5 separate regions of the Homo sapiens genome follow, and regions 2, 3, 4 and 5 are each linked to region 1. A link is a contact called in ENCODE Hi-C or POLR2A ChIA-PET data. All regions are on one chromosome and are shown on one strand. Each heading gives the region's core, a stretch centred on a gene start or an enhancer-like site at or near the end of the contact. The rest is flanking DNA. Distances are from core to core; before and after follow the strand shown.

What was found. A loop is a pair of places that touch in the nucleus more often than their neighbours do. ChIA-PET counts read pairs that join two places held with the same protein, here RNA polymerase II (POLR2A). Pooled maps may share reads with other maps.
Region 2: a pooled map shows a loop between it and region 1 (8-fold over the local background). The contact joins the promoter of HVCN1 here to the enhancer-like site in region 1. A Hi-C loop is called at or near these places in 5 of 37 single-sample maps with no recorded cell type and 3 of 50 pooled maps.
Region 3: a pooled map shows a loop between it and region 1 (4-fold over the local background). The contact joins the promoter of TRAFD1 here to the enhancer-like site in region 1. A Hi-C loop is called at or near these places in 7 of 50 pooled maps. POLR2A ChIA-PET finds 5 or more read pairs at or near these places in 2 of 52 experiments (OCI-LY7 and activated CD4-positive, alpha-beta T cell).
Region 4: a loop to region 1 is called in a pooled map, with 4 times the contacts of the local background. The contact joins the promoter of GPN3 here to the enhancer-like site in region 1. A Hi-C loop is called at or near these places in 2 of 50 pooled maps. POLR2A ChIA-PET finds 5 or more read pairs at or near these places in 4 of 52 experiments (CD4-positive, alpha-beta T cell, CD4-positive, alpha-beta memory T cell, T-cell and 1 more).
Region 5: a pooled map shows a loop between it and region 1 (4-fold over the local background). The contact joins two enhancer-like sites. A Hi-C loop is called at or near these places in 1 of 37 single-sample maps with no recorded cell type and 2 of 50 pooled maps. POLR2A ChIA-PET finds 5 or more read pairs at or near these places in 1 of 52 experiments (activated T-cell).

Annotation. Positions count from the first base shown.
Region 1 is chr12:111,427,402-111,432,409 of GRCh38, reverse strand. All of the region lies in intron 2 of SH2B3 (SH2B adaptor protein 3), which reads right to left. Among named protein-coding and RNA genes, the nearest start is that of SH2B3, 24 kb to the right of the region's middle. RefSeq lists an enhancer at 1,367-1,676. Within about 2 kb of position 2,114, at least 12 of the 41 ENCODE cell types and tissues checked have a DNase peak (open chromatin) inside an H3K27ac peak, as active enhancers do; they include CD4-positive, alpha-beta T cell, where a contact is called at or near this core.
Region 2 is chr12:110,685,349-110,690,512 of GRCh38, reverse strand. It overlaps HVCN1 (hydrogen voltage gated channel 1), which reads left to right and starts at 1,398. Exons shown (of 8, transcript NM_032369.4): 1 at 1,398-1,433; 2 at 1,805-1,888. RefSeq lists enhancers at 358-467, 588-637, 1,888-1,937, 2,500-3,328 and silencers at 1,078-1,147, 1,208-1,707.
Region 3 is chr12:112,123,177-112,128,860 of GRCh38, reverse strand. TRAFD1 (TRAF-type zinc finger domain containing 1) reads right to left here and starts at 3,301. Exons shown (of 12, transcript NM_006700.3): 1 at 3,243-3,301. RefSeq lists enhancers at 2,775-2,844, 3,255-3,304, 3,282-3,576.
Region 4 is chr12:110,467,005-110,472,088 of GRCh38, reverse strand. GPN3 (GPN-loop GTPase 3) reads left to right here and starts at 3,832. Exons shown (of 8, transcript NM_016301.4): 1 at 3,832-3,933. The coding sequence starts at 3,886. FAM216A (family with sequence similarity 216 member A) reads right to left here and starts at 3,244. Exons shown (of 7, transcript NM_013300.3): 1 at 3,071-3,244. The coding sequence starts at 3,213. It overlaps LOC124903016 (a long non-coding RNA gene), which reads left to right. Exons shown (of 3, transcript XR_007063459.1): 2 at 1,273-1,450; 3 at 1,638-1,800. RefSeq lists enhancers at 2,501-2,670, 3,591-3,720 and a silencer at 2,871-3,180.
Region 5 is chr12:110,528,155-110,533,850 of GRCh38, reverse strand. RAD9B (RAD9 checkpoint clamp component B) reads right to left here. Exons shown (of 11, transcript NM_001286535.2): 11 at 295-3,326. The coding sequence ends at 3,198. PPTC7 (protein phosphatase targeting COQ7) reads left to right here. Exons shown (of 6, transcript NM_139283.2): 6 at 1-606. Among named protein-coding and RNA genes, the nearest start is that of RAD9B, 29 kb to the right of the region's middle. RefSeq lists an enhancer at 3,281-3,530. Within about 2 kb of position 1,795, at least 3 of the 41 ENCODE cell types and tissues checked have a DNase peak (open chromatin) inside an H3K27ac peak, as active enhancers do.

The DNA.
Region 1 (5,008 bases), core at 865-3,364:
GGCACCAAGACTGACATAAGGTGTTCATCCCAGGGTCATCTATACCAGCAAAAAAGTTAAAAATGGGCTGGGCGCGGTGGCTGTAATCCCAGCACTTTGGGAGGCTGAGGCAGGCAGCTCACCTGAGGTCAGGAGTTCGAGACCAGCCTGGCCAACATGGTGAAACCCCGTCTCTACTAAAAATACAAAAATTAGCCGGGCGTGGTGGCACATGCCTGTAATCCTGGCTACTCGGGAGCCTGAGGCACGAGAATCGCTTGAACCTAGGAGGTGGAAAAAAAAAAAAAAAAGAATACAGAAAAATGTTCAGGACACAAAGTGAAAAAAGCAGGTGACCAAATAGTATGAGGAATGCCAGGCCCGCAAAGGCTGAAGCTTTTGTCCACAAGCTCCTGCCTGCAAGGGGCTCCAGACAGAATTGTGCAAAAAGTAATCCCTTCCCAGCAATTGCTGAAGGAATTGGAATTTGGAGGCGGAGGCAAAGTTAAAGACAGAGAAGAGGCTGGGTGTGGTGGTGGCTCACGCCTGTAAATCCCAGAACTTTGGGAGACCTAGGCGGGAGGACTGTTGAGCCTAGGAGTTTAAGACCAGCCTAGGCAACATAGTGAGAGTTTGTCTCTACAAAAAAACTTAAAAATTAGCAGGGCATGGTGTCCTGCTAATGTCTATGCTAATAGCAGCATTAAATAGTCCCAGCTACTTGGGAGGCTAAGGTGGGAAGATCACCTTGAGCCCAGGAGGTTGAGGATGCAATGAGCCGAGATGGCGCCACTGCTCTCTAGTCTGGGGGACAGAGCAGTGTCCCCCAGTCTCAAAAACAAAACAAAAATGACAATAATGACATCTACCAAAATGGAAATGCTGGTTCTCTCTGGGTAGTGAGATTGTGGGAGGTTTTTCTGTTACTGTTTTTTTTTTTCTTTAAATAGTTTCTGCCATGAGCTTTATTAATTGAAAAAGCAAAATAAAAAACATTAGGAACTCAGACATGGAGGCCCTCGGCAAGTTAAAGACAGTTTCCTAGATTACATGGGGTACCCAGATGAAGACAGGGCAGGGCCCCCTTCCAGGTGGTTCCCTAGAGAGAGGTTTCTCTCTCCTCCTACAGTGGTGCCCCTGTGTGTAGAGCTGAGGTTGGGGTTCGAGTCAGGCATGGGGTGGGGGGTCCCAGGCAGCAGCCACAGCGAGGGAGGTCCAGAGGCCAGGTGGCCCTTAATCGCCCCGATGTACACTGTCACCCAGTGGTTCCAGAGGCCAAACAGTGGGCGGGGGCCACAGCCTCCTCCTCAACTCAGAGGGGAGATAGGAAAAAGGGGGTATGGGGCCCCAGAAAGGAAGCTGAGGTGGCCCCTCCTGCACTGGGAGAGGAAGCCCCCCCCGCCACCCACCCCCGGCCGGCACTCGGAGACCTCTTCTAGCGCAATCAGTTTCCTTTTCCATTCACAAAGAACTGGGTGGGGGATTTCCAGCAGCGCCAATGGGGCCAGCCAGGGGTTGCTGTGGGGAGCAGCCAGGCTGCTGCCCATCCCGGGGAGGGACCCTGGGGACCCACCTGTGGGATCTGGTGGCCTCCTTCCCCTTTTTCTGCCCTTCAGGGTAGGAACACATCATGCCAGCTACTCCCTGAGCCTGCAGTTGGCTCAAAACAACCCACTAAGGCAAGTGCTGGCATCCCATTTTCTGTAATGAGCCACTGAGGCGCAGAGAGGCCAAGTTCTTGGCCCAGAGCCACACAGCAAGGATACAAGAGCCAAGATCTGAACCTGACCCTGTCCATCTGCCCTTCTCCAGCGTCCACCCTTCGCCCCTGGACCCTGACCCTGAACCTCCAAGCCCACAGCCCTGACCCCACAATGGTCTCATCTCAATACCAGCCTCGAAAACAAACAAAACAAAAAAATACCACACCAACTTCCAAGAAGCCAGTAAGAGCAGCCAGGCCTGGTAAGCAGGACGGGGTGGGGATGGACCATAATAACTTAATTACCTCCCCCCTTGTTGGATTCAGGGCACTTTCTAGGCTGTGGATTCGCAGAATTTGAGCTGAAAGGAAGCGCCCCGATACCATCTGCCCCCGTGGTTTCAGCGCGGTCGGGGGTTTCTTCTAAGCGGCAAAGCACTTTTTCAAAAACGATTTTGCATGGAACCCCAATAAGGGGGCAGATGGGGCGGCAGTGTGTGTGGCTGGGGCCGCAGGAGCCCTGCCCAACCCCCTCCGCCTTCCCCATCACTCCCAGAAGGCCACTGCAGGCACCCACTTCATAGCTCAGAGAGGACTGGGACCTACCTGGGTCACATGGCAGCCCAGGACAGAGTGAGGATGGGACCTCCGTTCCTACCCCAGGAGCCTCTGCCGCTGGTCCCCCAGGAGACGTGGGCCCAGGAAAAAACCGGCTTCTTAAGCCTGTGTGCCCGCCAGGACCTGAGCTCTGCCTGCCTGCCAAGACCAGGGCTCAGTCTGCCCTGCTTGCCGGGATACAGGCTCGTTCTGACGGTGGAGGGTGGGTGCTTTCTCTCTGCCTGTTCTGGGGCCTAAACACAAACCCCCTGCCCCTGGTGCCCCCCGGCCTTGGCAGACCCACCAGGGACTCTCATTTCCTGCCTTGGCCACCTACCAGCTCTGGGGCCTCGGGCAAGTTTCTGGACCTCTCTGTGCCTAGTTTTCTTGGCTGTGAAATGGCTTCATCACTGTCCCCACCTCCGGGGTTTGTGATAAGGATTCCATGGGATGTGGCGGACACAGTGCCTGTCACATGAAAACCAATTAATAAAAATGGGCCGGGCGCGGTAGCTCACGCCTGTAATCCTAGCACTTTGGGAGGCCGAGGCAGATGGACAGCCTGAGGTCAGGAGTTCGAGACCAGCCTGGCCAACATGGCGAAACCGCGTCTCTACTAATAATACAGAAAAATTAGCGGAGTGTGGTGGTGGGCGCCTGTAATCCCAGCTACTCGGGAGGCTGAGGCAGGAGAATTGCTTGAACCCTGGAGGCGGTGGTTGCAGTGAGCCAAAATCACACCACTCTGCTCTAACCTGGGCGACAGAGCGAGACTCTGTCTCTAAATAAATAAATAATAAATAAAAATGACAACGCCAGTGATGCCTGCAGCAGCAAAGCCTTGCAGGCCCCAGCGAACACTGGCTGTGTTGGGCACAGCTCTAGGTGCTTCCCAGACAGCACTCAGTTGATCCTGGGGCCAGAGCCATCATTCAGCTATTTTTACTTGAGTAAACTGAGGCACAGGGAGGGCAAAGTGCCTTCCCCCGGGTCACAGGCTCAGAAGGGCAGGGGCAGGCCAGGGCCGCGCCTGTCAGAGCCCGAGGCGGCTTCCTGCCGTCCCTCCTCCTCCTCCTCCTCCTCTTCCTCCTCCTCCTCCTCCTCCTCCTCCTCCTCGCACTCCTGCCCCGAGAGGAAACCGCCAGGCCTCCGGCGGACGTCCCTTTCTTTCTGCTTCCCCTTTCCCACACCCGGAGGCATGGGGGTGGCTCCTGCATCCCCGCCCAGGCTCTGGGCCCAGAGCCCGACTCCTGTGGCCTCCCCGGGTCTCAGTTTCCTCCTCTGTAAAGGAGGTGTGAGGGCGGTGCCACCTGGAAGAATCACGGCAAGGACGGACGGGCACGGCCCTCCTGTGCCCAGGCAGGGTCACAGCCCACCCAGAGGGAGCTGCCCACCTGTGCCTCTGCCTCCCCTGCAGACCCAGGCACACCCAGGAACTGAGGCCCCCAAGGGATGGGTCACTCATCAGACACCCGGGCTCCTGTGCTATCTCTTGGGGGGACTTTGTGCTCCCAAAATCAAGGTCAGAGTGGCCTTGTTCCAGGGCTTCTGGGTGCCCCAAATGTCTCCTGCCAGAAGGGTGGGCCCGAGGCTGCCCCTCACCTGCCCTATCAGTGCTTACCGTAGCCTGCCCCCCATGACACTTCCCATTTTACAGAAAACTGAGGCCCAGCAAGGCCAAGTCACACACCAGGGACACCTGGCTCGAAAGGGGATGAGTGGGGATGGCTCTGAAGCACATTTACCCCCGAGTCGCAGCCACTCCTACCCAGACCACTGCCTCCTGGGCACTCAGGCCTGTGATGCAGCGGGGGGCTCAGGGCTGAGGGCTAAGTCCCCCTGAGGCATCCCCCAGCCCCTCTTCTACCACTTCTCCAAGCTGGGCATCAGAGGCCATGGGTGGGATGTGCCAGGCAGAGTCCTCTGTGCCAGGTGAGGGGCGCTGGCCAGCCCCCTCCAGGCCTCGGTGTTGGCATCTATAAAATGGTGGCATTGGATAAAATGGCCACAGGAGCTTTTCCTAGTCCAAGAGCCCAAAACAGGTGCCCCCACCCATGCAGGGCCCTAGTTAACAGTGCCATCAATAATACTGACAGTAAGTCCTTCTAAGGACTCACTGCTCACAGGGGCAGCCAACTGCCCAGGTTCCAAGCCCCTCTCAGCCACAGGGGCTGTGAGACCTTGGGAAAGCCACCTAAGCTCTCTCAGACCTAGTCTCCCCATCTGTGAAATGGGCCTAATGGCGCAGCTACCCTCACAGGGCTGCTGTGAAGATAAAATGAAGCCAGGTCAGTAAAGTGCCTGCTGTATAAGGAAAGCCCAATAAATGGTGGTTTAAAGGGCATTTATCAACAGCTAGAACTCCATCATGTCCTCCACTGTACAGATGAGGGAAACTGAGGCTCAACCTCCAGAACCACCAGGGCTGGCAGGACTTCAAGACCATCTCAGCTAATCCATGCCTGGGCATATGTGGAAACTGAGGCCCGGCAGGCTGGGCATGCTCCATTTGAAATGGGAGCCCCACCTCCCCGGGAAGGTCTGGGGCCCAAGGCCAGCTACTCCAGCCTAGCAGCTGCTTCTGGAATCTTTCTCCTTCCCCAGGGCCCCCACTGCTGTCGCCTCCCCGTCAGGCTCTACTGCTGAACCAGTGGCAGCACAGGCCAGGCTGGGACCCCCTCCAATGCCGGCCTGGCACCGCCAGATCCTCTGATTTTTTTTTTTTTTTTT
Region 2 (5,164 bases), core at 149-2,648, 740 kb after region 1:
AGTGAGACTCCGTTCCAAAAAAAAGAAAAAAGAAAAGAAAGCCAGCTGCCCAGCAGAATTGGGGAAAGCCGAGTCAGTTGAAGCAGACAATACCCCTATGGGAGGCAGAAGAATGCACCCCCCTACCAAGATATCCACATCCTAACCCCTCCAAACCTGTATGTTGCCTTAAGTGGCAAAGGGGACTTTGCACATGTGGCTATGTGAAGGATCCTGAGCTGGAGAGATTAGCCTGGATTATCCAGGTGGATCCCATATAATCACAGGGCTCCTTAGAAGGGAGAAGACGCTGTGACCATGGAGGCAGAGGTCGGATTGAGACAGCCAAGGATCACAGGCACCTCTCCAGCCGGGAAAAGCAAGGAACACACTACCCTGGCGCCTCCAGAAGGCACAGCCCCACCCACACCTTGATTCTGGCCCTGTAGGACCCATCTGAGACTTCTGGCCTCCAGGGCTGTAAGATAACACATTTGTGTTAAGCCACTAGGTTTGTGGTGATCTGTTAACAGCGGCATGAGGAAACTAACACAACCCCAAGGAGGTGAGCCTCTCCCCACAGCCCCGACTCAACCGGAAGGGAGAGGTGTGCAGAAGACGGCTTTGCAGGATGTTTGGGACAAATGGTCTCTGGGGGAAGACAGAAGCTAACAGAACTGATTCGACTGTGTGAACAGGGTGCTGGGAGGGCCCACAGGGGAGGGACTTCAGAGCTGGGCCTGCGCCTGCGGGGCCGTACGAGTTGGCCCGGAGCAAGGCGGCCCAGGACAGGCAGGGGCTGCACGCGGTAAGGCTCCCTCTTGCCAGTACCATCCCATGAGCAGCCTCAGAGCCCTCGACCAAGGGAAGTTCTGAGGGCTGAGAGGTTGCTCATTCGTCAGAGCGTGCTGCCCACCCTCCACCCCTGCATGGCAGAAACTGTGCAGGGGACGAGGCCAAGGAATCAGGAGACCCAGAGGCAGGGGTGGCCCGGAGACGGTGGGATGGAGCAGAAGCTCCCCGAAAGGGGTTGGCGGGGTGGATTCGCCCCGCTCCAGCCGGCGGAGGAAGGAAGTGGTTCCCCCGCCCACCCTTCCCTTAGGCTGGCCCGGGGCAGGATTTTTGTGATCCGCGATTCGCTCCCACGGGCGGGACCTTTGTAACTGCGGGAGGCCCAGGACAGGCCCACCCTGCGGGGCGGGAGGCAGCCGGGGTGAGGGAGGTAGGGACGAACGGGTGGACTGACCACAGGCAGGGACAAGGGGACTAAGACCCGGGCCGAGGCCTAGAAGCCCGCCGACCGTTGGGGGTCTGCGGGCTGTGGGGGCGGGGACGGGGGCGGGGGCGGCCCGGGCGGGGGCGGGGCCTGGTACGGTACGGGGCGGGACGGGCTGGGCCGGACCTGCTCTGAGGCTCCCAGTCGCAGCGGTGACCGCGGGCGGGTGGGGCGCCGGGTAAGTGCTCGGGCCGGGCGGGGGGCGTACCCCGTTTGGCGTGCAGCCCTTTCTACAAGACCCCCAGTGCCCGATCCTTCCGAGAAGAGGGGACCCCCCCCCGCATCTCCGCTGTCCAGGCCTCGCCGTGGAGCCCCAGCAGGACCCCAGCCCTCGGTTGCCCTCGGCTCTGGCGTGTCCCGGCGCGGGCGGGCAGTGCTTCCCCTCGGCAGGGACTGGAGTCCAGGGGAGGGGAACGCGGGAGACGCTGGCCCTAGTGACCCCCCGATCCCGGAGAGTTGGTGGTGCGCGCCGCCCTGGGCCAGGTGCCTTCAGTTCTTCACACTCCGCGCAGCAGCCACAGGTGACCATCGTCGTCTCCCTCTTAACAGGTGAAGAAACCAAGACGCAGAGAGGCCAAGCCCCTTGCCTTGGGTCACACAGCCAAAGGAGGCAGAGCCAGAACTCACAACCAGGTCTGTGTCCCCTAAGTCCTCGGATGCATCGTCCCTGCCCCGCTGCCCTCCCGGGAGATTGTAGGAGAGAAGCAGGGGCAGAGGCAGTGCTGGATGTCCCGGGAGAAGGCTGCAATGAGCAGGCCCAGCCATCCCTGAAGGAGGAGCCCCGGGGAAGCAAACTCTTCCCTAGAAACACTTTAAAAGCACCCACCTGTTGGAGACAGAGATGCTGAGGAACAAGAGTGATTGGGGCCAGGGTAAACGCCAAGACAGAGAGGGGAGAGCAGTTCCTCAGTGGAACTCCCTCCAACATTGCCCCCACCACTTTTACCAGTGCTGGGTGTGGGGGATCTTGCAGGCTCAGCTTCGTGACTTGGCCTGTCTCTGCCTCAGTTTCCGCATCTGTCCCATGAGGTTAAGCATGTACCTACCTCGCAGGATTGCTGAGAAGATGATATAAGATGCTTGGTGTACAGGCTTAGCCCCTGGCACCAGGTTACTACCAAAAGTTCATGGTTCCAGTGCTTCCTCCACCCTCCGTCCTGCCCCTCTGAGAGTACTTCTCTGTCCTGGGCACCTTTAACTTCAGGTTGTTCAGGGCTATCTGAGATCTGCAGGATTTCCGGACAGCCCCACCAGCAACTAGGAGCTGCTTGAGTAAGACCAAGGTGAGGGGGTGGCAACTTCTCTGGCTGACTCCCCAGAGGGAAAGGCTGATAAGGGCAGGGTTTTGAAAATCTCTGGGCTGAGGCTTGCACAAGGTCCAGAGCTGCTCTGTGGCCCCTGCCCTCCCCGACACAGGTTTAGCAAGAAGGAGAAAGCCAGAGTGTTCTTGTCCCCAGACTTGATCCTTTGCTAGTCATTGGGGCTTGGGCCCTGGGAGCTGTCATCCACCACCCCGCTCCTCGTCCCTTCCCCACAGTCTAGGCTAGCGACAAGTTCTAACCCAAAGCATATCCTGAATCCGGCCACCCCTCCACCCCCTACTTCCACCCTGAGACCAGGCCGCCAGCATCTCTTGCCGCCTCATCACGCTGGACCCCTCACTTCCATCCAAATCCCCAGCATCGCCTGCCAAGCCCTCTCCATGATCAGGCCCTGTGTGATTATTCTCAATTTTTCTCTCTGGCCACTGTCCTGTCCACTGCTGTCCCCAGCCGCCACCTCCTAAGTACTCCGCTCTCTCAGGGGCTGTGCACAGCACACGTGTTCTTCCTTTTCCCGGGAATGCTCTTCTCTGCAATCTGTGACATACTCCCTTGTAATTCAGGGCACACCATAAATGTCGAGTTGTCCCTGACCACCCCACTTAAGGAGACCCCGCCTGCTCCCTGGCCCCTTACTCTGGCTGGCTGGCTTCCCAGTGCTTAGCTGGGGGGGGGGGGTGTGGTCTGTCTTGTATATTTCCTTGCTTCCTTGTTTGTCTCCCCAGGTAACATGTCAGTCTACCAGGATCGTGATCTTGCCCTTTCCTCTTCACCTTGGATTTCCCAGAACCTGGGAAATCAGTGCCTGGCACCTAGGAATGGCTCAGATAGTTTTGTACAGTTGCAGGCAATGTGTCAGCCATCAGCCTATTTTTCTTCTCACTGCTTGACAGCATTTTTTCTCCCGTTTCTACATAGACTTCAGAATTATCCCTCCCAAGAGCCCACTGCCTTCCTCAGCTTTTCCCTAAAGTAGGGCTTGGGGGTTGAGGGCCACTTCCAGGTTTTAGCCATACTATTCAACTTAGCTATAAATATCATTGTCCATATTGTGCATGTTTTTGGCTATCAAATGGCTTCTTGGAGATACAGTTTCCTAACCAAGGTGTGCAAGTCAAGGGTGGGATCATTTTGGAAGCACTTACCTCTTGTGACCAGGTAGCTATTTAGAAAAATCATCCCCAGGAATGTGTGCACATTTCTCTGCAGCTCTGCAAGCATTGGTTTTTATCCTTTTTATTTGTTTTGGCTAGTTTAATGGAGAAGGGCATGGTAGTTTTAAAGTTTCTGTTGCTTGAATTGCTGAAGCTGAGTGTTCCTCTGCGTGTGTGCTAGTTCTAGCTCCTGTCTTGCAAAGGTAGGAAATCTCCAGGGCACCTTAATTTTTCCCTTCACCTCCTCTTGTGGTGATGGTTCCACTTGAGCCCCTCTCGTGAGAGCAGGTTGAGAATCCCAGGGGGCTGGTATAGGGACATGCAAAGCTGAACTCTGCTGGGTCCAGAAGTTGCTCTGCCAGTCAACCAGCGAGAAAGTCTAAGAGTCCCTTGCACCCTCAGCATGTAACTGTGGGGAGAGAAAGAACCTCTTTAAAGTTTTCTTGAAAGTTTATTTCAAAATAATTTTTTAGAATTAGGCCAGGCACGGTGGCTCATGCCTGTAATTCCAGCACTTTAGGAGGCTGAGGCAACGGATCACTTGAGGTCAGGAGTCTGAGACCAGCCTGGCTAACGTGGCAAAACCCCGTCTCTACTAAAAATACAAAAAAAAATTTTAGCTGGGCGTGGTGGTGGGCACTTATAATCCCAGCTACTCAGGAGGCTGAAGCAGGAGAATCGCTTGAACCTGGGAGACAGAGGTTGCAGTGAGCCGAGATCATACCACTGCATTCCAGCCTAGGCAACAGAACGAGACTCTGTCTCAGGGGAAAAAAAAAATTATAGAAGTTACATAGAGGGATCAGGTGCAATGGCTCATGCCTATTATACTAACACCATGGGAGGCTGAGGCAGGAGGATCACTTGAACTCAGGAGTTTGAGACCAGCCTGGATAACATAGTGAGACCCCCCTTTCTACAAAAATTAGCTGGACTTGGTAGTGTGTGCCTATAGTCCCAGCTACTCGGGAGGTTGAGGTGGGAGGATCGCTTGAGTCCAGGATCTTGAGGCTGCAGTGAGCTCTGATCGCACCACTGCATTCTAGCCAGGGTGACAGAGTGAGACCCCAACTCCAAAACAAAACAAAACAACAACAACAAAAAAAAAAGGGTGTGCAGGGTTATTTATGGAAGCGCTGGGGTGGGAGGAGATTGGAAACAACCGTAAATGTCCATCACTAGTAGGATTAAACACATTCCTACAGGGGACTCATGTGCAGCCATGACAAGGCGTGCACTTCATACAGGACACACTGGCATAGAACCACCTCTGAGATACTGTGTTAGTCTTCTGTGGCTGCTGTAACAAATGGCCACAAGCTTGGCAGCTTAAGATAACACACATTTATTATGCTACAGTTCTGGAAGTCAAAAGTCCACAATCGGTCTCAGTGGGCTCGAGTCAAGGTATGGGCAGGGCTGTGTTGCTGCTG
Region 3 (5,684 bases), core at 2,052-4,551, 700 kb before region 1:
CCATGTTGACCAGGCTGGTCTCAAACTCCTGACCTCATATGATCCACCAGCCAGCCTCAGCCTCCCAAAGTGCTGGGATTACAGGCATGAGTCACCGTGCCCAGCCAGCTAGTTATTTTATATAATATCCTTCAATTTGGGTTTGTCTGATATTTTCTCATGATTAAATTCAGGTTATATATTTTTGGCAAGAACACCATAGAAATCATGTTGTGCTCATCTCAGTGCCTTATATCAGAAGGTACATGATGTCAACAGTCTTATTTTACTATTGATGTAAACCATGATCACATAGTTGATATGGTGTCTGCCAAATTTCTTCACTATAAAGTTTCTCCTGCTTTTTAAACAAGATGTCAATGCAGAAAGCAAAGCACTGGCAACTTTACTACCATTGTTTAGTTTAGATTATTCCTTTCCATGATACAAAAATGGTCTTAAATCCTGCCCCCAGTAGGGTTCTTTAAAGGTTTTGGCATTATCAAGCGAGTTGCCACTTTTCAAAACATGTATTTAGTCATTTGTTCAACATGCTTAATTAAGACAATACTTTGAGGCTGGGTCCAGTGGCTCATGCCTGTAATCCCAGCACTTTGGGAGGCTGAGGTGGGCGGATCACTTGAGGTCAGGAGTTCAAGACCAGCCTGGCCAGCATGGCGAAACACCTCTCTACTAAAAATAAAAAAATTAGCCGGGTGCCTGTAGTCCCAGCTACTAGGGAGGCTGAAGCAGAATTGCTTGAACCCGGGAGGTGGAGGTTGCAGTAAGCCAGGATCACACCACTGCACCCCAGCCTGGGCAACAGAGTGAGCCTCTGTCTCAAAAAATAAAAATAAAAAAAAAAAGGACAATACTGTGGGCCAGGTGCAGTGTCTCACACCTGTAATCCCAGCACTCTGGAAGGCTGGGGTGGGTGGATCACTTGAGCTCAGGAGTTCAAGGCCAGCCAGGAAACATAGTAAGACCCTGCCTTTATAAAAAATAAGCAGCCGGGTGCGGTGGTTCATGCCTGTAATCCCAGCACTTTGGGAGGCCGAGACAGGTGGATCACAAGGTCAGGAGATCGAGACCATCCTGCCTAACATGGTGAAACCCAGTCTCTACTAAAAAGAGCTTGCAGTGAGCCGAGATCACGCCACTGCACTCCAGCCTGGGCGACAGAGCGAGACTCCCTCTCAAAAAAAACAAAAAACAAAAAAGCAAAAAATTAGGTGGGTATGGTGGCACATGCCTGTAATCTCAGCTACTTGGGAGGCTGGGGTGGGAGGCTGAGGTAGTCCCAGCTACTTGGGAGGCTTGAGCCCAGGAGGTCGAGGCTACAGTGAGTGAGTTGTGATCACACCACTGCACTCCAGCCGGGGTGACAGAGTGAGACCCTGTCTCAAAGAAAAAGAAGACCATACTGTGTGCCACTGTGCCCTGGCACTAAAAATACTTTACAAAATAAGGAAATATAGTCTCTGATAAAGCGATTTAGTGGTAGAGAAAAACAATAAGCAAAAAAATACATATAACTTGAGTATTGTGATGGAAAAGTATACTGACAAATAAATGGGGGCGGAATAGAGGCAAATCTACTTTAGGTAGATAAGAGTGGTCAGGGAAGAACTTTCTGGGGAGACGACATTTAAATTAAGAACTGAAGTACAAGAGCCAACCACGAAAAGACAAAGATAGAGGATGGGAATGCGGGGAAATCCATCCAGGCAGTGGGAAGGGCAAAAGGCCTAAAAGCAATGAAAGAGAAAGTAAAGGCAGATCTGGAAGAGCATAATAAAAAAGGGGAATGACTCAAGAAGGTCTTGTCATATCAGACAGAAAGAATATTGGATTCGATTCCAAGCTCAATGGTAAACCACTGAAGGGCTTTAAACTAGGGAATGACATAATTCAAGACACCCATTCTGGGCTGGGCGCAGCAGCTCACGCCTGTAATCCCAGCACTTTGGGAGGGCGAGGTGGGCAGATCACTGGAGGTCTGGGGTTCGAGACCAGCCTGGCCAACATGGCAAAACCAAGTCTCTACTAAAAATACAAAAATTAGTTGGGCGTGGTGACGGGCGCTTGTATCCCAGCTACTCAGGAGGCTGAGGCAAGAGAATCACTTAAACCCAGGAGGCGGAGGCTGCAGTGAGCTGAGATCTCGCCACTGCACTCCAACCTGAACAACAGAAGGTGACTCCATCTCAAAAAAAAAAAAAGATATTCACTCTGATATGAAATGGCAACTAAGGAAGGCTGTCCGACTGATTTCAGGTGTGCTCTATTCCAGCCCACTCTGGCCAACTCTAAGGCCAGAGCTCAGATGTAGCAGGTGCTTGCTTTTCTAGATGCAAGGAGACTGGGGGTAGCCTGCAGGGTCCCCCTCTGGGGGTCAAGGTCTGGCTGGTTCTGCCAGATTTAACCTCTCTGGGCCTCAGATTCTTCAGGCAGAGGACTGACAATACTTCAAAGGGTCAAGGAAACGGGCGAATGCACGGAAGAGTTGAGGCACAGAAAAGTCTTCAAGCTTATAAGGAGCCTGTTGGGGGTCAGCTAGATCTCTCTAGTCCGCAGAGGGGACCGTCCCTCTGCCCGAGGCGGCGGAGCTTCCCCTGCCGGGTCCAGATACCCCAAGGCAGTTTCCAATCGCCCCCGTCCCCAGGAAGGTCGGTGATGGGGAGTGAAGAAGTAAGCGGCTTCTCAAATAATAGCAGTTGCCAAACGCTTACCGGGAAAATCTTTTAATCCCGACTACAATCCTAAGAGGTGAAAGTCTTGGTCCCCACTTTAGAGGCTACGAAAGCGGAAGGCCACCTGAGTTTTCCACAGCACCAGCGGGTCGGAGTGCGAGCTCGGACTCGGGTCCTTCGGCTTCGAGGCCGCATTAGGCCACTCGCGACCCCCCACGCCGGCAGCTCGAGGCTCGGACTCTAGGCCCAGGCCGGCACTGAGCCCAGCTCCGCCCGGGACGCGGTGGTCACAGCGGCGCTGCGAACGACGCCCGCTTCCCGGCTCACCAGACCAACCTAGGCCGCGAAGGGGGCGGCGTCGCCGGGGGCTGCCAAGGCGCCGGTTCCCTGAGGAGAAAGCGCGGCCTCCTCCAGGTGCCTGAGATGCCGCCGCGCGGGCATCCTCTCCTCACAGCCGCGACCCCGGGCCCAGAGACCCCTCGCCCACACACCCCTCCCTTGGGATGCTGGACCCTTCCTAAACTGGAGGCCACAGGGGATCTCCAGCCGCGTGCCGCCGCTACACCTCACCAGGGACGAGAGGAGAAACGCTGAGTTGACACACTAGCTGCAGACACGGAGCCTCCTCTGTCAGACCCCGCACTGAACAACGGCCCTCAGAGCTGCCTCACCACTTCCGCCCATCGCGGAGGAGCGCGCCCATTGGCCAGGGGCGGCTCCAGCTGTCGGCCCATTGGATAACACCGTTGTCGCTCCCAGGGCCCCGCCTTCTGCGCGTCGATTGGCTCCCTGGAGGCCCACGGGGGCGTGTCCCTGGAAGCCCTGGCCCCTGCACATCTGGAACCAGAGGCACGAAGCTGAGCTGTGAGCCTGTTGCTGAGTTTAGCAACTGTCCCCGACACAGGCTAATAATATTTGCATGAATAATTCTGTACAAACATTACTAATATGCTTAATATATTGAGATAATTAATGGTATTTGTTCTTTTCTCATGGGCCGTTAATACTTATTAGTCATTCTTATTGCTATGATAATGCCCTTGTGCAAGACTTCTGCAGATCTGTGACCATATTTTTTGAGCACTTTGCTTTTTTGCAGTGGAAGAATGAGAGCCTGAGATGCAGGTTTGAGAGCTAGTTTCTCCACTTGCTGCCTGAATGGATTCCCTGAGCTTCTCTTACCTCATGTATAATAAAGGAGAGAATAATTATATAAGTATAACCAAGCACATATTACAAACCAACTTATAATTATATAAGTATAACCAAGCACATATTACAAACAATACAGCAATTTAAAATTATGATTCCATTGCAGATTATAATTGCAAAATATGGAGGCCAAGGCGGGTGGATCTCTTGAGCTCAGGAATTAGAGACCAGCCTGGGCAATATAATGAAACCATATCTCTACAAAAAAAATACAAAAATTAGCCAGGCGTGGTGGCACGCACCTGTAGTTCCACCTCCTTGGGAGGCTGAGGTGGAAGGATCCCTCGAGCCCAGGAGGCAGGGCTGGAGTGAGCCCTGATCATGCTACCGCACTCCAGCCTGGGGGACAGAGAAAGACCCCGTCTCAAAAATAATATAATATAATATAATATAATATAATATAATATAATATAATATAATTGCAAAATGTTAATGAGATAGTACTAAGCAAGAAAAGCATCTAACAGGCTGGGCGCGGTGGCTCACGCCTGTAATGCCAACACTTTGGGAGGCAGAGGCTGGTGGATCACCTGAGGTCAGGAGTTCAAGACCAGCCTGGCCAACATGGTGAAACACCGTTTCTACTAAAAATACAAAAATTAGCTGGCCGTGGTGGCAGGCGCCTATGATCCCAGCTACTTGGGAGGCTGAGACAGGAGAATCGCTTGAACCCAGGAGGTGAAGGTTGCAGTGAGCCGAGATTGAGCCACTGCACTCCAGCCTGGGCAACAAAATCAAAACTCCGTCTCAAAGCAATATTTATAACAAGATAAAATATTTAGCTTAAATATGCAATATAACTTGTGTGATTCCAAACATATAAAGTTTAAAACCAGGGAAAATTAACCTAAAGTGAGAGAAGTAAGTAACTGGTTCCATTCAGAGGGTATATAGCCTGTAAGGAGATATGAGAAAGATTTTCTAGAAATGTTTATATCTTGATCAGCAAAGTGATTAACACAGATGGATTAATTAGTAAATAGTTATTAAGCTACACACCTATATCTTAAGCACTTTACATTGTATGTTACATTTTAATAACAAAACTTACTGGAGTTCAAAAGAAAGCACAATCATTAACAGTTAAAAAGCAATCAGAAAAAATGTGTATTAATATGAATTAAGTATATTAATGTATTAAGTATATATAAAGAAAAAAGATAACCATATAGTGTGTTCTTTTATGAATAAGGTGTTTTAACTCAGCATAATGTTTTTGAGGTTTATCCATGCTGTTGATAATATCAAGTCTATTCCTTTTCAGTGCCAAGTAGCATAGCACATGGATATGCCACAATTTATACTGACAAACATTAGAGCTGGTTCTAGTTTTTGGCCAGGCATGGTGGCTCACGCCCACAATCCCAGCACTTCGGCAGGTCAAGGTGGGTGGATCGCCTGAGCTCAGGAGTTCCAGACCAGCCTGGGCAACATAACAAAACCCTGTCTCTACAAAAAATACAAAAATGTAGCCAGGCGTGGTGGCTCATGCGTGTAGTCCCAGCTACTTGGGAGGCTAAGGTGAGAAGATTGCTTGAGCCTGGGAGGCAGAGGTTTCAGCGAGCTGATATGGCACCACTGCACTCCAGCCTGGGTGACAGAGCAAGACTCCATCTCAAAAAAAAAAATTGATTCTAGTTTAAGCAGTAGTAACCATTCTTGTGCAAGTCTTTGGGGATATATGTTTTTATTTCTCTCAGATAAACACTTGGAAGTGGGATTGCTGGATCATACGGTAAGTCTATGTTTTAACTTTACAAGAAACTACCAAACTGTTTTCCGAAGTGATTGCACAACTAA
Region 4 (5,084 bases), core at 2,583-5,082, 960 kb after region 1:
GGCTAATTTTTCCATCTTTAGTACAGACAAGGTTTCGCCATGTTGGCCAGGCCGGTCTCAAACTCCTGACCTCAACTGATTCGCCCGCCTCAGCCTCCCAAAGTGCTGGGATTACAGGTGTGAGCCACCACGCCATGCCGAAAGACTGTTCTTTGAATAGTAATTAAGGTGTGCTAGAACTAATAAGTTGGTCTGTAATGTTTCTAATTTCGTACAAATTCTTTTTCTTTTCTAAACTTAAGACAAAACAACTGATCCTCATCCTGCAATTTATTCAATGACCAAGAGTTCATGGGCCAGGCGCCAAGTTTATAAAGTTTTTGTTATGAACTTTTCACCGCCGCTTCCTTTGCTATTTTATTCCAAGCCACCATATCGTTTTCTTGTATTCCAACTTCTTAATTCTACGCTTGCTCCTTCTAGTTTATTCTCCAACTAGCAACCAGCGTGATCCTTTTTAAGTAAAGTAAGATCACATCACTTCTCTGCTGGCAACCCTCCTGTGTCTTCCTTTCTCAAAGGTTGACTTTATAAGGTATGAGGGAGTTTTGAAGGAGTGATAGAGCTGCTCTGTATCTTTAGTGTGGCAGTGCTTACATAGCCATGTGCATTTGTCAAAACCCATCATATTATACATGAAAAAGTAAGACTTTAATTTGTGTAAATTATGCCTCAATAAACCTGACTTTAAAGAAAAAAAGTGCTGGGCACGGTAGCTCCCGCCTGTAATCCAGCACTCTGGGAGGCCGAGGCGGGTGGATCACGAGGTCAGGAAATCGAGACCATCCTGGCTAACATGGTGAAACCCCGTTCTCTACTAAAAATGCAAAAACTTAGCCAGGCGTAGTGGCACGTGCCTGTAGTCCCAGCTACTCAGGAGGCAGGAGAATCGCTTGAACCTGGGAGGCGGAGGTTGCAGTGAGCCAAGATCACACCACTGCACTCCAGCCTGGGTGACAGAGCGAGACTCCATCTCAAAAAAAAAGAAGAAAAAAAGTAAGGAGTTCCGGAGTTCCCATTAGTTAATAATGGGATTTTTGGCAGATCACTTCCCCTTTCAGATTAGTAAATATGACCGGAATTGATGATTTTTAAGACCCCTGCCAGTGCCAACATTGTATCATGTAGCATAATAAACCTGATTCTAGTTTGAAAATTTTATTTTGTATTTCTGGGAATATAAGCTTTTCATAAATTAGTCTTGGTTTGTGTTTTTTAATGGGGTTCCTTAAACCAAACTGAAGGGCATACTGTCTTTTTTTTTAATTGTAGTTTTAAGAGTTTGGATAAACTAAAGGAAGCATGGAGATGAACGACAGGCGGAGATAAAAGGAAAGGACAAACAACCTCTTTGTGCCTGTTTTGTCATCCATAAAGTGGGGATCATAATAGAACCTTCCAGGATTACAGGCTCATGCCCATCTCTACTAAAAATACAAAAATTAGCCAGGTACGTGGTGGCGCACACCTGTAGTCCCAGCTACTTGGGAGGCTGAGGCAGGAGAATTGCTTGAACACAGGAGGCGGAGGTTGCAGTTAGCTGAGATCGTGACACTGCACTCCAGCCTGGGTGACAGAGGGAGACTCTGTCTCAATAAAAAAAAAAAAAAAAATTCACGTATCTCCTGATACACCAGGATCCTGCAGTCGGCCAAGGACTGTGAAGAACAGAAAAGAAACCCAAGACTCCATCCCATCTTTAAGAAGTCTTCAGTAGCACCAGAGACAAAAAGGACGGCCATGCGGGCGGATCACGAGGTCAGGAGATCGAGACCATCCTGGCTAACACGGTGAAGCCCCGTCTCTACTAAAAATACAAAAAAGTAGCCGGGCGTGGTGGCAGGCGCTTGTAATCCCAGCTACTCCAGAGGCTGAGGGAGGAGAATGGCGTGAACCCGGGAGGCGGAGCTTGCAGTGAGCTGAGATGGCACCACTGCACTCCAGCCTGGGCAACAGAACGAGACTCTGTCTCAAAAAAAAAAAAACAAAAAGGATGGCCATGGGTGCAACAGGGGCCCTGACTGCGGGTTGTACTGAACGGCAAACATATCGCAGTTCTTGCTTTTAGGGAATAAAGTAGGGAGAGGAAGAGGAGGTAGAGTCTCCAGCAGTGACTTCAACAGCTCGCTGTCTTCACTATCTAGGAAATAGGTGTAAAAACCTGCTCAAAACGAAATAGATTTGTGAAAAAAGGAACTTCAGTGTGAAGAAAATGTCAAGATCAAGGCACCTCGGATATTCAGTCATTGGTCTCATTGGCGATTAGAAATCCTCGTTTGAGGTCGGGCGCAATGGTTCACCCCGTAATCCCAGCAATTTGGGAGGCCGAGGCGGGCGGCTCACTTGAGGTCAGGGGTTCGACACAAGCCTAGCCAACATGGTGAAACCACCTCTCTACTAAAAATACAAAAATTAGCCGGGCGTGGTGGCAGGCGCCTGTAATCCCAGCTACTCGGGAGGCTGAGGCAGGAGAATCACTTGAACCTGGGAGGCTGAGGTTGCAGTGAGCTGAGATCGCACCACCGCATTCCAGCCTAGGCAACAGAGCGAGACTGTCTCGCTCTCAAAAAACAAGAAAGAAAAGAAAAAAAAAGAAAAAGAAATCCCCGTTTGACAGGAAGGTGGCTCATGTCACTAGAGGGAAGGAACTGGTTTATGGGCCTGGATGCCCCCAGTTGAACCGGGGGACATCTTCCTCCTCTGTCCCTCCCGCCTCGCCTTTCGGTGGACACACAGTCCTGTGCCAGACAGCAAACGTCCCAGCAGGGCTCGCAGCGCCCCCTCGGGGCAGAGAGATGCACGCGGGCGACTGTCGCAGTCACCTCGTGGCCACTGCACCAAACGCTCCTCCGAAGCTTCCCTCAGAGACCCTCCCTCAACCGCGAGGCAGTCCTCCCCTCTGCCCTCTGTCCACAACAAAACTGCTCCCCGCCTCTCACTTGAGGGCACCGGGGCCAGCCCCCGAGACGAGAGGTCGGCCGCAGCCCTCCTCCACGGGGCTCACGACCCGGGGGCCTCACGACCCGGGGGCCCCATGCTGCCACCCTTACCCCGGGGCCCCCAACCTCACCCGCCGCCGCCACCCTCGGTCCCGGCCACAGCGGGCGGCTCTGCAGAAGAGCTACGCTCCGTCCAGTCGGACCCCGGACCCTGGCCGGGCATCTCCGCGGCGCCGAGACCGCGAGCCGTGTGCGGGAGCAGCTGTCCCAGCATCCCTCCCCCGACAGCACGCGTGCGTCAGGCTGCTGGTATTCCGGAGAGGCGGCTCGGATGCTGGCTTCTCGCCCCTCCGAAGCCGTTCGGACACTGCCCGAACAGCTTCGGGAGAGCGGGGCGGGCAGATCCGCGACCCCGGAGTTACGGTGGGGGAGGGGCAGGAGCGCTGCGGTCGCTGAGCGTTTGCACGTTTGCACCTCTCTGTGGAAGCAGTGCGTCACAGGAGGGAAATATACATGCTCCCCAAAACAAGAGGTGCCTTCCACTTCAGTATTCCAGATCCTCAGCACATTTGCAAATCGCGAGGGTCACCATACAGGTCAAACGTCTGCACGCAAACCACGGACCGAAGCACGTGGCGCAAGGATGCGGAGCTTTATCTGTTGTCCGTTATTACTCAGGTATCCAAGCTTAGACAGCATCCCAACGGCCGATTTCCATCAACTACTTTTGCGCACGCGCAAATCCTCTCCCTCGCCCCTCCCCTTTTTTCTCAGGACGCGTTTCTCACGGGATTTGGCCCGCGGGCTGCCCCGTAGTAGGAGGTGTGGTAGAACTGGAGGCGTAGAAAGAATGTGGATTGCGATTGGTTCGCACTTCACTTTCCCGGAGCTCAGTGGGCGTCGCGCGAAGGCTAAGGGAGTGTGGCGGGCGGCTCCGGGAGCCAACATGCCTCGGTATGCGCAGCTGGTCATGGGCCCCGCGGGCAGCGGGAAGGTGAGGATCTGCGGGGACAAGGAGAGAAAAGTAGGAGTTCGTGGAAGGCGGGAGATTGGGTCCTGAGGGAGTGAGCCGGCGGGTGTGTGTACTGGGAACCCTGAGACCCCACGCAACTCATTTCTGCTGTCTGGCTTCACGTTCTTTTTTGTTGTTGTTTTGAAAGGGAAATAATGGTAGTTGTTAATATTTATTGTATACTTAAGCCCCAGGCAGCAGATGAAACGCCTCGCTTATTTCTACAACAACCCTGTGAGAGAGATCTCATTTTTCTCATTTTACAGAAAACGAGATACAGAAAGGTTAATTAAGTTCTTTGCCCCGCAAAAAAATATAAATCCAGTTTTGTCTCAACTCCAGAATCCGGCCCTGTCTCGCTCCCAGGAGGGTAAAGTGGGGTCTCATTAATTACTGTTTCTCAGAACTTGGGACATGGACTTTTGGTATTTAAGGTGCTTTTAGGTGGTAGGTGGTACATGGACCCCACATTAAGGAGCATCAGATAATGTGTTAGGGAAATTGTTCCCTTTTCATTTCTCTTTCAGTTCTCAACTTCGCATTTAGGAGAAGTTGTGCTCGGTGCTAGTGTGTATCTTCAGCACTTCTTTAATCCCCAGGTCTTTTCAGAGAGCAGTTCTTAGTCTCAGAGCTTTTAATAGGCACCTGTATTTAGCTAAAAATAGAACATTTAAAGATTTTATATAATTTTATGTCTAATTTCACGTTATGTCAAATATAAGTGGTTTTCAGTTTACAGTAGGGATAAAATTTTTTCTTGTAAACAAATATTAAGGGAATGTTAGGAACATTCAAATACAGTGAGAATGGTGAAGATATGGATCAAATAACATATGTGTGGGAAACATAGCCAGGCGTGGTGGCTCACGTCTGTAATCCTATCACTTTGGGAGATGGAGGTGGACGGATCGCCTGAGCCCAGGAGTTTGGGACCAGCCTTGGCAACACGGCGAAACTCTGTCTCTACAAAAAAATGCAAAAATTAGCCAGGCCTGGTGGCAGGTACCTCTAGTCCCAGCTTCTCGGGAAGCTGAAGTGGGAGGATTACCTGAACCCAGGAGGTTGAGGCTGTGGTGAGTGGTGATCGTGCCACTGCACTCCAGCCTGGGTGACAGAGGTACTGTCGCAAAAAA
Region 5 (5,696 bases), core at 546-3,045, 900 kb after region 1:
CCACCTTCAGTACCATTAGCCCACCATACCAAGTAACAAGTTAGGCAGGAATCGTGGGAATTTATTGAGTCAGCTTTGAGTGTTTGAGAGAATGTAAACAAGATTGGCTCGAATTGTAAACGTTTGTACTTTGGATGAGTTCATGGTTCTTTAGGTCACCTTAATACCAGCTATCTTTGGTAGAAGCTACAGCATTCAGTTTCTCTGGAAACTGTATCACATTTTTGCATTTTAAAAATTTTACAGTATCAAAAAACCAAAATCTGCTTATGAAACAAAACATGAAGCAGGACATATTTGGATTCTATTTATTTAAAATTAAATTCTTTGCAAAATTGAACTTCTCAACTAAAACGTGTCCATGTCAGAATTTTAACTGTTAGCAGGTAGTTTGTGGCAAAGATGGCTAAATAATGAAGCAAATTAGAATCTGTGTGTATACTAATGAGCTGCTTTTTTTCTGTTGAGACTATCATTATTTGTCTTATTACCCAAGAGGCAATTACCTGAATTTGGATGTCTGAATTATAACTTATGCAGGAATAGTTCTGTAAATACATTTAAATAAACTGTAAAGATATTTAATAAATATAGTATTTATACTAATCTGTGTGCTTCTTTTGGTTTGAATAGTAACTAAATGAGACACCAGCCCTTGACATTGAGTTTGTTGGTCACTATCAGGTCCTCATTTCCAAGCCTCCTAGTCATTCTAGCACTGATTATATGCTGCTACTTTAACTGGCTCCAGCTGCTTCACTACATCAGTTTAGCTTCCTCAGAAATTCATCAAAATGGACGGACAATTAAATGTAAATTATAGAACTTTTTCCCAGCTGAGGCTTTGCACCTTCCGTATAGTATAGAGGGAAGCTACAAAAAAAATCTGCTGTACAGTCAGTCGTGTTGTTTAACAGAGATGTTCTGACAGATGCATCCTTAGCAATTTCATCATTGTGTACTGACACAAGCCTAGATGGTCTAGCCTACTACACATCTGGGCTATATGAATAGCCTGTTGCTCCTAGGCGACAAACCTGTATAACATGTTACTGTACTGAATACTGTAGGCAGTTGTAACACAACAGTAAGCATCTGTATATCTAAACATAGAAATGTTTCAGCAAAACTATGGTATGAAAGACAAAAAAATGGTACACCTGTATAGGGCAGCTCCATTATCTTATGGGACCACCACTGTCTGTGCAGTCCATCGTTGACCAAAACGTTGTTATGCAGCACATGACTGTATTTCAGCTTAGCACTCTGTATCCAAATTCTAAAATCCAAAGTGCCCAGCTAATTTTTGTAGAGATGGGATCTCACCATGTTGCCCAGGCTAGTCTTGAACTGCTGGGCTCAACTGATCCGCCCACCTGGGCCTCCCAAAGTGCTGGGATTACAGGCATGAGCCACTACACCCCGCCAGTATTAACTATAATAATAGTCCAATGCTGCATCCAGGCTATTACTGATGATGATGCCTTTAAGACCTAAACCCCTCTGCCTACTTCAATGAATGAACCAGAAATGTTATCCTCAGCAAAGAGACCTACAGAGTTACTTTTGTGTATAAAAGCTCCCTGTGTAGGCATCTGCATTTGTTAGAAATACCAGAAATTCAGTGTTAATCATCAGTGTAAGCATAAGATACATATATCTTCCCCTACCATGTGATGAAAGGACTTAGTTGAAATTATGTGGGCATTGCCAGTTACCACAAAAAGCTTGGTTAAGGCCCATTTTCATTCACTAAGGAACATCTTGGGATGAACTTGAGTTTTTATTAGGTTATTGTGGGTAGCTATGACTCATTACTAAGCTACAAGAGCCAAATTAATTCTGGTTTCAGTTAGAACTCTATTCACAGTTCTAAAGCATGCAAATCCACTCAGCCACCTTTATGAATTTCTCACAAAGTCTAAAGTACAACTGCTTGCCAGTTAACACTTCCTTACGGTTTGAAGGTTTCAGAAAGATGTAACAATAATATGTTACAAAAGTCTCGTTTGTCAGGTTATAATTGACTGTAAACAGGTTTGGGGGAGGGAGAGGCACACATCATAAGACATTACATAACAATGTTTTGTGCCAGATTTTTTAGTCCATTTGTGCAGGTAAAAAGCTAACTCTTAAAGGGCCAAAGAACAGAGACATTTGTCTTCCACCTTATTCCACTCCAAACTCAGGCTGTCTTGGCAGTGGAGGATACTGTTCTATGTCAGATAATACAGAAATATTTGGCATCACTTCCATTAAATTCTTTCCTGCAGCACACTGCAAAATAAAAAATCACATCTGAAAATCAGAACAATTTGAGGTTAGGAAATAAAATTTTACAATATGTAAAAACACTCCAGGTTGGGCGCAGTGGCTCAAGTCTGTAATCCCAGCACTTTGGGAGGCCGAGGTGGGCAGATCACTTGAGGCCAGGAGTTCAAGACCACCCTGGCCAACATGGCGAAACCCTGTCTCTACAAAATACCAGAAATTAGCCAGGCATGGTGGCACGCACCTGCAATCCCAGCTGCACGGGAGGCTGAGGCAGGAGAATCGCTTGGACCTGGGAGGCAGATGTTGCAGTGAGCAGAGATTGCACCACTGCACTTGAGCCTGAGTGACAAAGTGAGACTCCGTCTAAAAAAGCCAAGTGAAAGTGACTATATATTTTTACTCTTGATCTTTTTTCCAGGGTTTATTCTACTTAAAGTCTTAAAATATAAAAAACAATGCACAAAAAAGGCCATGGTATTACATGAGAAAACTAAAATCCAAATGTTTGCAATCAAATACAAAAGATACCTGACTACAAATCACAAAATTCCATTTCAAGCCATCTTGATGGCACTCTAAATGGCTGTTGAATAAAGTTTAAATACCTTTATAAAACTAGCAAAGATGTTAAAAGCTCTAGGGTGAACGTGCATTGAATTGAAGAACTCTAATGGGCTTTTTTCCTTCACAGAAAACTCTTCTGCCTCACAAGTAGCATAATGGATTTAAAGCAAGTTACATACACTTGACAAACAGCTATTTCTAGATATGGTTGTTGTACAAGATGATGTGGTTTAAAAGCCCATCCTCCATTAAAAGGAAGTCCTGGACAACCTCTTTTAGACACTAAACATGCAAACTCGTGCTTGAGGGGCAAATGAGCCAGTCACTGGGCTGGGGCCCAGCTCAGCCATCATTAAGCATTAGAATATAGAGAAACTGCCATTATTCATGTCCTCTTCACTGTCACTTGCTCTTGCCAGACTGTCGAAAGGGTGGTTGAAGTGTTCTTGCTGGTCAGAAGAAACTGCTCCAAAGAACATGCAAGAAAACTGGAGGGAAAAAAGGAACTGCATTGTTGATTCCAAAGAGAAAGTTTGCTCATTAAATGCTCCAGGTGACAGCCCTCCTCAGAAACCTGACCAGTATTATATCCCTGTCTTTGCTGGTGATGGTTCACAGAACACCCAGAACCTTCATTATTGGTCCAACACGTCCTAAAACCAAACCTTGGCCGCGCATGGTGGCTCACGCCTGTAATCTCAGTACTTTGAGAGGCCAAGGTGGGCGGATCACGAGGTCAGGAGATCGAGACCATCCTGACTAACATGGTGAAACCCCGTCTCTACTAAAAATACAAAAAAAAATTAGCTGGGTGTGGTGGCGGACACCTGTAGTCCTAGCTACTCGGGAGGCTGAGGCAGGAGAATGGCGTGAACCCGGGAGGCGGAGCTTGCAGTGAGCCGAGATCGTGCCACTGCACTACAGCCTGGGGACAGAGCAAGACTCCATCTCAAAAAATTAAACAAAAAAAACAAACCTTTCCCTGCCTTCAAAGGCACATGACAATCTTCAGTTTGGGATCAATGGTCTGCTGCTGACTCCCCTCCTGAGCCATCAAAGCTTCCACCAGAACTGAGAGGCAGAGGTCAACGAAGCCTCCGTAAGCCACTGGATTAATTAATCCATCTTCTTCCCTTCCCCTCCTGCTACGGCAGAAGCCACTCTTCCAAGTTAAAGCCAGTCCTTTCCTCCCTATCTCTGCATCCCAGCACCCTGGGAATGTTAGCATTTTCAAATGCTCAAATGCCTCTCATCTTCACCTTTTTATTTGTTATCAGGTTTTGCCCTATTGCCCAGGTTGCAGTGCAGCTGTGTGATCACGTCTCACCGCAGCCTCAAACTCCTGGGCAATCCTCCCACCTCAGCCTCTGGAGTAGCTGTAACTACAGGTATGCACAACCATGCGCAGCCTTTTTTTTTTTTTCCGTAAAGACCAGGTCTTGCTACGTGGCCCAGGCTGGTCTCAAACTCCTGGCTTCAAGCAATCCTCCTGCCTTCACCTCCCAAAGTGCTAGAATTACAGGCATGAGCCACTGTGCTCAGTCTTCTTATCTTTAAAATACAGAAATAGCCAGGCACGGTGGCCCACGCCTGTAATCCCAGCACTTTAGGAGGCTGAGGCAGGTGGATCACCTGAGGTCAGGAGATCGAGACCAGCCTGGCCAACATAGTGAAACCCCGTCTCTACTAAAAATACAAAAAATTAGCTGGGCATGGTGGCGGGCACCTGTAATCCCAGCTACTAGGGAGGCTGGGGCAGGAGAATCACTTGAACCTGGGAGGCAGAGGTTGCAGTGAGCTGAGATTGAGCCACTGCCAGCCTGGGCAACAAGAGCGAAACTCCATCTCTAAACAAACAAACAAATAGCCTAACCTCATCCCATTTCCCCCTTCAGTTACTGCTTTATCTCTAATTGTAGAGCTGTCTACACCCACTGTCTCCATCTTCTCATTCTCCTACTCTTTACTTAAAAAAAGCTTCTCCAGGCCCGGCACGGTAGCTCACGCCTGTAATCCCAGCACTTTGGGAGGCCAAGGCGGGTGGATCACCTGAGCTCAGGAGTTCGAGACCAGCCTGAGCAAGATGGTGAAACCCTGTCTCTACTAAAATACAAAAAATTAGCTGGGTGTGGTGATGCATGCCTGTAATCCCAGCTACTTGGGAGTCTGAGGCACAAAAATCACTTGAACCCGGGAGGTGGAGGTTGTAGTGAGCCAAGATTGTGCCCCTGCACTCCAGCCTGGGCAACAGAGCAAGACTGTCTCAAACAAACAAAAACAACAAAAAAAGCTTCTCCCTCACTGACCCCCATATCACAGAAACTTATGGTCAACAGAATTTACCACATCCTTAAAGTCAGGACCCATTTTCAGTCCTCCCCACTTGTTATTCACTCTGACATCTTTCTCATGCCGCACTCTCCTGGCTAATCTCAGCTCAGCCAGCTTGCCCTCTTCTAAGCAGCCTCTGAACTTGGGTTACTTAACCTCAGCGCTGCTGCCATTTGAGGCCTTATGAGTCTTTGGTGTAGAGCTGTCCTGCAGGGAGGAAGATGGTGGGCGGCACTGCGGGTCTTTACCCGCTACATGCAATTAGCATTCCCTTAACATATCCAAAACTGAATTCATGATCTTACTAAGCCCTGAATCTACTTCTCCAAACCTAAGACCTCCCTGGATACCTTTTTCCTTAACCCCCATAACCAATCCATCACCAAGTCCTGCTAGTTTTGGCTCCTAAATGAACTATTTCAGCCGCCTCTCTCCACTTCTCATCTAAGTAATCACCATCTCTCAGATGCTACAATTGGGTGACTATTGCCTCACTGAAGCCCGTTTTTCATATAACACTTTCAGCT